2 separate regions of the Homo sapiens genome follow, and region 1 is linked to region 2. A link is an interaction called in ENCODE POLR2A ChIA-PET data of the cell type or tissue named here. Cell type or tissue: Caco-2. All regions are shown on one strand. Each heading gives the region's core, and the rest is flanking DNA. Links, peaks and the distances in the headings are about the cores only. Region 1 has its middle 69 kb from the start of ACSBG2. Region 2 overlaps SH2D3A (SH2 domain containing 3A).

What was found. ChIA-PET counts read pairs that join two places held together with the same protein. Peaks named below come from ENCODE experiments on the same cell type or tissue, not always from the same donor. Only the 100,000 strongest peaks of a DNase experiment are listed, where the experiment ranks them.
Region 1: POLR2A ChIA-PET joins it to region 2 with 7 read pairs; 3 of 35 experiments call an interaction of 5 or more read pairs at or near these places.

What each region holds. Positions count from the first base shown.
Region 1 is chr19:6,202,202-6,207,574 of GRCh38, forward strand. No RefSeq gene overlaps it. Among named protein-coding and RNA genes, the nearest start is that of ACSBG2, 69 kb to the left of the region's middle. RefSeq lists enhancers at 1,806-1,855, 1,876-1,925. In Caco-2, for the core only: no CTCF peak of the experiment used is centred there; no DNase peak of the experiment used is centred there.
Region 2 is chr19:6,758,737-6,764,109 of GRCh38, forward strand. SH2D3A (SH2 domain containing 3A) reads right to left here. Exons shown (of 10, transcript NM_005490.3): 2 at 4,944-5,080; 3 at 1,902-2,251; 4 at 858-934. The coding sequence starts at 5,012. Among named protein-coding and RNA genes, the nearest start is that of SH2D3A, 6.0 kb to the right of the region's middle. RefSeq lists an enhancer at 2,094-2,594. In Caco-2, for the core only: no CTCF peak of the experiment used is centred there; a DNase peak (open chromatin) is centred at 2,481.

The DNA of each region.
Region 1 (5,373 bases), core at 215-5,214, 560 kb before region 2:
CAATGTAATAAACAAGTAAATTATGCAATAGGTAAGACAGTGTTCAGTGATTCAGAGGAATCCAAAGCACGTAAAGGAGTAAACTGTTGAGGTGGGGGCAGAATTTAAAAGTATGGCGGCTAGCCAGGTGCAGTGCCTCACACCTGTAATCCCAGCACTTTGGGAGGCAGAGGAGGGCAGATCACTTGAGGTCAGGAGTTCGAGACCAGCCTCACCAATATGGTGAAACCCCGTCTCTACTAAAAATACAAAAATTAGCTGGGTATGGTAGTGCATGCCTGTAATCCCAGCTACTTGGGAGGCTGAGGCAGAAGAATCACTTGAACCCGGGAGCCAGAGGTTGCAGTGAGCCGAGATCACGCCACTGCACTCCAGCCTGGGCAACAGAGTGAGACTCTGTCTCAAAAAAAAAAGAAAGAAAGAAAGAAAAAGGTGGCTAAGGAGAGCCTCACTGAGAGAAAGTGATATTTCAACAAAGACTTCAATGAAGAGAAAAGATCTATGGGATGGTGTTCCAGGTCAAGGGGAGTTTGTGCAAAGGCCCTGAGGCAGGACAGTGCCTGCTGTGTTGAAGGAGCAGTGAGGAGGAGGCCCCTGTGGCTGGAGCAGAGTGAGGGAGGGAGGGGGTGGGGAAGGTTGAGAAGTGCCTGGTGGGCCTTGTGGGGGACTTGGCTTTTACCCGAGGGGAGGGGGAGTGGGAGCCATGGAGGCAGAGGAGGGATATGCCCTGACTCAGGTGCTCACGGCGCTCTCTGGCTACTGTGGGGAGGACAGACTGAGGGGAAAGAGACCAGCTGAGATTGAGATGATGATAGTTTGGACCAAGATGTAGCAGGAGAGAGGGTGAGAAGCGTTCGGATTCTGAAAGCAGAGCCCACAGAATTTGTTGGTGTCTCAGCAAAACCCGCTGAGAATGACCAAAGTTTTCTGGTCAGTGCCACTTGAAGGATGGAGCTGCTGTTGTCTGAGATTATGGTAGGTTGGAGTGGAGGGAGGAGATTTAGGGATGAGGGCTGTGGGTAACATCCCTCCCCTAGCTGGGCTGTTTGGGTTTGAGATGCGTGTTAGACGAGGAAATGAGGGGTGGGCAGTTGTATCCAAGAGTCTGGAGTGGTGGGGAGGGGCTCCACCTGGATCCGATGGACTCACCTGAGTGAATGGAACCAAGAGAGTTACACCATCTTAAATTGTCAAGTCGATCCATATGTCGGCACAGATAATCACAGTGCATAGGCAAAGCTTGAGCTACCAGGGCGTTCGCCCCAACATTTTATCTAATAAAAGTGAAACCAGGCTGGGCATGGTGGCTTATACCAGCCTGGACAACATAGTGAGACCGCCATCTCTAAAAAATATGAAAATTAGCCGGGCGTGGTGGTGCATGTGTAGTCCCAACTACTCAGAAGCCTGAGGCAGGAGGATTGCTTAAGCCAAGGAGGTCGAGGCTGCCATGAGCCATGAACGCACCATTGCACTCCAGCCTTGGGTGACAGAGCAAGACCTTGTCTCTCTTTTTTTTTTTTGAGATGGAGTCACGCTCTGTCACCCAGGCTGGAGTGCAGTGGTGCGCGGTCTCGGCTCACTGCAAGCTCCGCCTCCCGGGTTCACGCCATTCTCCTGCTTCAGCCTCCCGAGTAGCTGGGACTACAGACACCTGCCACCACGCCCGGCTAATTTTTTGTATTTTTCATAGAGATGGGGTTTCACCGTGTTAGCCAGGATGGTCTTGATCTCCTGACCTCATGATGCGCCCGCCTTGGCTTCCCAAAGTGCTGGGATTACAGGCGTGAGCCACTGTGTCCAGCCAAAACCCTGTCTCATTAAAAAAAAAAAAAAAAAGTGAAAACAACAACAAAAAAACCCAGCAGCCAGAGCCTACATAAGTATCAGCCAATACGGGGGATGATTAAATCATGTCATCTCTATACTAGATGATATTATGTTAGATTTGATATTGCAGAGAAATATTTAAAGACTGGGGAAAACAGTCAAGATGAATGGTTTTGTGAACAAAGGCAGGTCTTGATAACGTACATGTAGTATTGCCCTGGCTCTGTAAAGTATGCATGCTTAAAAATGTCAGGAAGGTATTTTGTTTGTATTTTTTTTTTTTTTTCCGGGATTTCTCAATCTCAGGGCCGTTGTCCTTAGGGGCCGAATCATTCTTTGTGGTGGAGAATGTCCTGTGAGTATCTAGTTTCCATCAATGCCAGTGGCGTTTCATTCCCCGAGCTATGACAACCCCAAATGTCTCCAAGTATTTCCAAATGTCCCCTGAGGAACAGAGTCACCCCCTGGCTGAGAGCCCCAGTTCTAGATGAAAGTGTGGTTGCTTGTCATGAGGGGGATGGGTTATTTTATCAGAGAAAACAACAGAAGAAACAGGACAAGAGAGGTGTCTGTAATCCCAGTGCTTTGGGAGGCCAAGGCGAGTGGATCGCTTGAACCCAGGAGTACAAGACCAGCCTGGGTGACATAGTGAGATCCCATCTCTACAAAAAAATTAAAAATTAAAAAATTAGCCAGGGGTGGTGGTGTACACCTGTAGTCCCAGCTACTTGGGGGACTGAGGCGGGAGGATTGCTGGGGCTGGGGGAGGTTGAGACTGCAGTGAGCCATGATTGCGCTATTGCATTCCAGCCTGGGCAACAGAGCAAGACCTTGTTTCAGAAAAAAAAAAAAAAAAAAAAAAAGAAGAAGAAGAAAGAAAAAGAAGAAACAGGCGACAGAGAAAAGGGAGCCAAAGGTTCTCAGCCTGAGGCTCCCGGGCAGGTGGGGCGGGGATGGCTGAGCCTCCTAGTGCCTCACGAGGACCTCCCTCCCCTAGCTGGGCCTGGAGCGCTTCCACAGCGTGGGAATCATGGGTCTCAACTCAGAAGAGTGGGTCATCGCCAGCATTGGTGCCATCATGGCAGGGTAAAGGGCACGCGGCCTCTCCCCGGAGTGTTTTGCGGGCAGGAAGCCACCAGCCCACCTTCTATGGGATCCCAAGGAAGAGTCCTCAGGACAGGGAGCTGACAAGAGCTCCCACTTAAGTCTACGCTTAGTGGGATTTTTCAATGGCCCAGTCCTGAGCATGCTCAGCTCACCTTTCCAGACAGTCTCTATCTAGTGAACTCATATACATCCTGTGAATCCCCGCATTCATGTCCCCTCTTCCAGAAAGCCCTCCCCACTTCTTGAGGCTCTCCAGCACTGAGCCCTCTCTCCACCCATCCAGAACATTGGGGAACCCCTTGAGAGCAAGATCCAAGCCTGAACTGTCCCTGAATTCCACCTCCCAACAGGGTATGTTGTGAGTGTCAGGTACTGGGGATTCCCAGGAACCTTGCACTCACCCAGCAGGGAGTAGCTGGGATTACAGGCATGCGCCACCAGATCCGGCTAATTTTTTTTGCATTTTTAGTAGAGACAGGGTATCATCATGTTGTCCAGGCTGGTCTCGAACTCCTGGCCTCAAGTGATCCGCCCGCTTCAGCCTCCCAAAGTGCTAGGATTACAGGCATGAGCCACCACGCCTGGCTGATATCAATTTTAAATAATAATATGCTAAGAGCTCTAATGGAAAAAGCAGACAGAACTTACAACAGGTGGGTTCTTGTAAGCAGAGATGGAAACTCTAAGAAATCAAAAGGAAATGTTGGTCATCAAAAACACTGACATAAAAAAAGCATGCTTCCAATGGGCTCGGCAGTGGACTGAATACAGCCAAGGAAATCTTGAGTGAGCCTGAAGCTAGGTCAATAGAAACATCCCATGCTGAAAATCTTAAAGAAAAAAAGAGGCCAGGCACGGTGGCTCATGCCTATAGTCCCAGCACTTTAGGAGGCTGAGTGGGGAGGACTGCCTGAGCCCAGGCACTCAAGGCCAGCCTGAGAAACTTAGCAAGACCTTGCCTCTATTTAAAAAAAAAAAATTAATTAAGAAGAAAAAAGAAAAGACAAAAACACAATGAAATGAAATGAACAAATGGAAAAGAACCGCGGGACAATACAGAAAGTGTAACATACACATAATGAGAGTTGGTTACAGATCTGAGGCCGAGGCCGGTGGATCACCTGAGGTCAGGAGTTTGAGACCAGCCTGGCCAACATGGTGAAACCCTGTCTCTACTGAAAATACAAAAATAGCCAGGCATGGTGGCAGACACCTGTAATCCCAGCTACTTGGGAGGCTGAGGCAAGAGAGTCACCTGAACCTGGGAGGCGGAGGATGCAGTGAGCCGAGACCGCACGACTGCACTCCAGCCTGGGCAACAAGAGCGAAACTCCATGTGAAAAAAAAGAGAAAGAAAGAAAAAAGAAAAAATCACTGAGAATTCTCCAGGAACTCACAAGTATCAACAAGGAGACGTTTAAAAAAAATTAAGGCCAGGTGCAGTGGCTCACTCCTGTAATCCCAGCACTTTGGGAGGCCAAGGTGGGAGGATCGCTTGAGCCCAGAAGTTCAACACCAGCCTGGGCAACATATCGAGACCTCATCTTTACAAAAATTAAAAAACAAACAAACAAAATTAGCTGAGCCTGATGGCATGTGCTTGTGGCCCCAGCTACTCTGGAAGCCATCGTGGGAGGATTGCTTGAGCCTGGGAGGGTGAGGCTGCAGTGAGCCGTGATAGCGCCACCCCATGCCAGCCTGGGTGACAGAATGAGACCCCGCCTCAAAAAACAAAACAAATGGGCAGGGTGCGGTGGCTCACGCCTGTAATCCCAGCACTTTGGGAGGCCAAAGCGGGCAGATCACCTGAGGTCAGGAGTTCAGAACCAGCCTGGCCAACATGGTGAAAGCCCCTCTCTAAAAAAATACAAAAATTAGTCGGGCATGATGGCGGGTGCCTGTAATCCCAGATATTTGGGAGGCTGAAGTGGCAGAATCACTTGAATCCAGAAGGCAGAGGTTGTAGTGAGCCAAGATTGTGCCATTACACTCCAGCCTGGGTGACAGAGCGAGACTCCGTCTAAAACAAAAACAAATTAAAATTAAAACGTCAGAACAACAGATAAAAATATTCTGAAACATAAGCGGATTCATTTATATGAAGAAAAAAGCATGCAAGAATATCTGGGAAAATTCTGAAGCAGAATTATAAAGGGAAACTACCACTACCAGACTTTTTTTTTTTTTCAGACGGAGTTTCACTCTTGTTGCCCAGGCTGGAGTGCAATGGCTTGATCTCGGCTCAACGCAACCTCCACCTCCCGGGTTCAAGCGATTCTCCTACCTCAGCCTCCCGAGTAGCTGGGATTACAGGTATGCGCCACCACACCCGGCTAATTTTGTATTTTTAGTAGAGACAGGGTTTCTCCATATTGGTCAGGCTGGTCTCGAACTCCCGACCTCAGGTGATCTGCCCGCCTCGGCCTCCCAAAGTGC
Region 2 (5,373 bases), core at 112-5,111:
TGTATCCTAGCACTCCGTGCAGGGCCTGGGATGCAGGGACGGCTCATGTTGAATGGGGTTGGGAGAAGGATGGGAAAAAAGGGGCATGAGGGGGCATTCAGGTGAGTCCTCCTTTAGGTAAGACCGTCAGACTCAACTGCTTTGAGGAACTTACCCTGGATGGAGAGGAGCCACTCAGGAAAAAATTAGGGGAATGAGAATGTTCCCGTCACTGGTGGAAATGTAAAATGCAAAGGCCCCGAGGCGGGAATAAAAGCCTGAGGGTTCGAACAACTGCAAGGAGGGCTGTGTGACCAGCATGAGGAGGGTACGTAGCAGAAGTTGTTAGCAAGGTAAGCTGTGGTCAGAACAGGTACAGCTCCTTGGAATAATTGTAAACACTTTTTTTTTTTTTTGAGATGGAGTTTTGTTCTGTCACCCAGTCTGGAGTGCGGTAGCGCCATCTCGGCTCACTGCAACCTCCACCTCCCAGGTTCAAGCGATTCTCCTGCCGCAGCCTCCAGAGTAGCTGGGATTACAGGTGCGTGCCACCACGCTCGGCTAATTTTGTGTTTTTAGTGGAGATGGGGTTTCACCATGTTGGCAAGGCTGGTCTCGAATTCCTGACCTCAAGTGATCCACCGGCCTCGGCCTCCCAAAGTGCTGGGATTACAGGCATGAGCCACCGCGCTCAGCCTTGTAAACACACATTTTAAGCACCCACAAAGTCCCTGCATGTTTTAAGTCATCGTGATTGTCATCATTTTCTAAAGCAAGAAATTGAGGCTCGAAGAGGTGCCTGCACCTGACCAAGATCTCTTAGGTGGTGAGTGGCAGAGCCAATCCCTGAGCCACAGGCCATTCTAGCAGACACTTACCCATCCCAGCGGGGTCTTCTCTTGACCGCCCCATATGTGCCAAATCTGCAGGCTGACTGTTGCTCCACTTCCTTGCCCTGGGGGACAGAAGTGGGAGAAACCTGTAGTCCCCACCTAAGCAGTGTCCCCCACCAATATCTGCAAAACCCTGTGTCCAGTTACTCTGTACCAGTGAGTCTCAACCAATCAAGGTGACCTACGTCCAGGGGACTCTTAGCAACGTGTGGAGACATCTTTAGTTGTCACAACTAGTAGCATCTAGTTGGATGGAGCTCAGGAATGCTGCTCAGCACCCTATGATGCACAGGACATCTCCACCTCCTCCCCCACAACTAAGAATGTTCGGGCCTCAAAAGTCAACCAAGGCCGGGTGCGGTGGCTCACACCTGTAATCCCAGCACTATGGGAGGCTGAGGCGGGCGGTCACGTGAGGTCAAAAGTTCAAGACCAGCCAGGCCAACATGGTGAAACCCTGTCTCTACTAAAAATACAAAAAATTAGCCAGGCGTGGTGGCTCATGCCTGTAATCCCAGCACTTTGGGAGGCCGAGGCGGGTGGATCACTTGAGGTCAGGAGTTTGAGACCAGCCTGGCCAACATGGTGAAACCCCGTCTCTACTAAAAATACAAAAAATTAGCCAGGCATGGTGGTGCACGCCTGTAATCCCAGCTACTCGGGAAGCTGAGACAGGAGAATTGCTTGAACCCGGGAGGCGGAGGTTGCAGTGGGCTGAGATCGTGCCATTGCACTCCAGCCTGGGCAACAGAGTGAGACTTCGACTCCAGAGAAAAATAAAAAATAAAAAAGTAAAAAAATTAGCTGGGCGTGGTGGTGCACTCCTGTAATCCCAGCTACTCTGGAGGCTGAGGCAGGAGAATCGCTTGAACCTGAGAGGTGGAGGTTGCAGTGAGCTGAAATCATGCCACTGCACTCCAGCCTGGGCAACAGAGTGAGACTCAGTCAAAAAAAAAAAAAGTCAACCATTGAGTTGGAAAACCCTGCGAGTGTTGGGTGTTCTCAAGGAGGCAGGGAGACTGTGAGTACCTGAGAGGCTCTATCCGAGCTGGGCCATCCATCAGGGTGTCCTCGCTAAAGCTGCGTCGCAGAGGCCCCTGCCAAGTCACAGGCCTGGAGACCACAGCCCCTGTGGCCTGGGACAGTGGGCGCCTGCCTGTCATATAACTGTGAACCAGAGCCGGTATGCTGGGGAATTGCTCATCCTCCAGTTGAAAGAGGGCTGTGGGTCGGCCTGGCCGGGGACGCAGGGCCACACGGAACACCTCAAAATGGAGGGCTGAGCCCCGCCAGCGGCAGGAGATCACGGGGTTGCCCCCACGGGACCCAGAGGCGCGAACCAGGAAGTCGCCATTTTGCTGAAGAAGAGCTTCAGCCTTCTGTGGATGAAGTTCAGGGGGCAGGGGAATTAGGAATGAGTCCAGGGCAGTGGTTAATGGTAGCTCCCCCCACCATTGCCCCCACCACCCAAGAAAAGCTACCCCAGTGAAACTTCTGTGGCAGGCAAAGACGGGGAACTTTCACACCAAGTTCTGTCCCCCTTTCTCCTGGCACCTACGTAGACTACATTTCCCAGGTTCCCTTGCGGCTAGGGTTGTCATGTGATGAGAACTGGCCAATGGGATGTGGGGTAGAAGGGCTATGGGAAATATCCAGACCTGGCGCATAAAACCCTGCTGCACAATCTTATAGGTTGTGTCCCCTGTCTGTCAGCTGATATCCCCCAAAGCCCAGAGGGATGACAGAGCTACAAGATGCACTTGGCTCCCAACTGATTTATGGAGCTTTGCATCTCTGCTTCTCAACCACCTTGGACTATGACATTAACATGTTGACTGTGTTTAGCTGGTGATATCTTGGGAATGTTTGTTACAGCCACTAGCTGATGCTGACCAATGCAACATCTAATTTGGTAAATGCACTGTGCTTGTTATGCAAATGTGGCTTCAAGAGAAGCCATTAGCTGGATGCTTCCAGATTGGGGCCCCCTCTTTTATAAACATTTGCAAGCAGTCTTATGCCAGCTGTGGTGGCTGGTGTCAAAATAGGGTAGGAAGGGTGGGGCACAGTGGCTCACACCTGTAATCCCAGCACTTTGGGAGGCTGAGGTAGGCAGATCACTTGAGATCAGGAGTTTGAGACCAGCCTGGGCAACATGGCAAAACCCTGTCTCTACCAAAAAATATAAAAATTAGCTGAGCGTGGTGGTGTGCACCTGTCATTCCAGCTACTCAGGAGGCTGAGGTGGGAGAATCGCTTGAACCCAGGAGGCAGAGGTTGCAGTGAGCCGAGATGGAGCCATTGCACTCCAGCATGGGTGACAGAGTGAGATCATGTCTCAAAAACAAAAAAAAAACAAAAAAAAAAACAAAAAAAAGGCTTGGGGAGGCAGGTAGAAGGGCCAGGACCCCAGAGAGAGGCAAAGTAGAGCTGAACATGGGGTCTGGGGACTAAATAATAGATGTAGCAGACACACGTGTGTAGCCCTTACTATATGTCAAGCACTGCTTTAAATGTAAAGGGTGTTAACTCTTGTAATTCCTGTAACAAGGGTGGTAGGTATTATTATACCTTTTTTTGTTGTTGTTCTTTGGGACGGAGTTTCACTCTTGTTGCTCAGGCTGGAGTGCAATGGCACAATCTCGGCTCACTGCAACCTCTGCCTCCTGGGTTCAAGCGATTCTGCTGTCTCAGCCTCCCGAGTAGCTGGGATTACAGGTGCATGCCACCATGCCTGGCTACTTTTTTGTATTTTTAGTAGAGAGGGGGTTTCATCATATAGGTCAGGCTGGTCTCGAACTCCTGACTTCAGGTGATCTACCCACCTCGGCCTCCCAAAGTGCTAGGATTACAGGCATGAGTCACCATGCCCGGCCCATTTTTTTCTTCCGGCCTTTTTTTTTTTTTTTTTTTTTTGAGTCAAGGTCTCTCTCGATTGCCCAGGCTGAGTGCAGTGGAGCACTCATGGCTCACTCACAGCCTTGACCTCCTGGGCTTAAGCAATCCTCCCATCTCAGCCTCCTGAGTAGTTGGGACAACAGGTACATGCCACCCATGCCTGGATAATTTTCGCTTTTTTTTTTTTTTTTGTGTAGAGACAGAGTTCTGCTATGTTGCCCAGACTGGTTTGGAACTCCTGACCTCAAGTGATCCTCCTGCCTCAGCCTCCCAAAGTGCTGGGATTACAGGCATGAGCCAACATGCCTGGCCTGCTATCCCTATGTTAAAGATCGGGAGACTGAGGCCCAGAGAGGTCAAATGTCCTGCCCAAGGTCACATACAATATAAATTGTAGGGTTTGGATTTGAACCTAGGGTGTCTGGGTCTCAATTATGGGATTTTAACTATTAAGTTCTACTGCCTCTCATGATTTCATGAGATGCTCAGGGTCCCAGAATTTTTGGGGGTGACAACTGAGTTTCAGATGGAGGTGGGAGCCTCAGATTTATTTGTTTGTTTATTTATTTATGTTTTTGACAGAGTCTCGCTCTGTTACCCAGTCTGGAGTGCAGTGGCACAATTGTGGCTCACTACAACCTCTGCCTCCTGGGTTCAAGAGATTCTCCTGCCTCAGCCTCCCAAGTAGCTGAGACTACAGGCGCATACCACCATGTCTGGCTAATTTTTGTATTTTTATTAGAGATGGGGTTTCACAATGTTGGCCAGGCTGGTCTTGAACTCCTGACTTCAAGTGATCCGCCCACCTCGGCCTTTCAAACTGTTGGGATTACAGGCGTGAGCCACCATGCCTGGCTTGGGAGCCTCACATTTAGAGGGAAATACCAGGAGGTAGATGGAGTTCAGAGGGAGAGACGGCCAGAGCCAAGAGTAGTTTGGGGGCATTAGGACTCTCCTTAAGCTCCATCACCAATCTCATCATCCCAAAGAAAGTGATAATTTAAATATAGTGACAGTCCCCAGCCAGCCAACCTTCAAGACAGTCCCCAGCCCTCTGCCACCTGTCCCAATAGACCTTGGCACTAAGTCCCTCATCCAGGGACCCAGGAATCCTCAGCAAGGGTGGGAGAGGCTCCCCACCAGATGGTGCTGAGGTCCTGCTGTGGGTGGTACCTGGCGGGACAGGAGGCCGTGGTACCAAGGTTGGCCAGCAAGGTCTTCTCCATCCTGTGGCACCTGCATGGAGCTCTTGGGAACAGAGGGTGCCAGGGCTGAGCTCTGCACTTTCAACAGGCCTCAGTCTTCCACATCTGTAAAAGGGGAATAATTAGCCCTGCTTGAGTGTCTGGGTCAGCTCCTTTCATCCTCTTCTTAATTTTGGAGACAGCTCCATCAAATCTTTTTTTTTTTTTTTTTTTTTTTTTGAGACAGAGTCTCATTCTATCACCCAGGCTGGAGTGCAATGGTGCGATCTTGGCTCACTGCAACCTCTGCCTCCCAGATTCAAGCGATTCTCCTGCCTCAGCCTCCCAAGTAGCTGGGATTACAGGCATGCACCACCACACCCAGCTAATGTTTTTTCTTTTTTTATATTTGTAGTAGA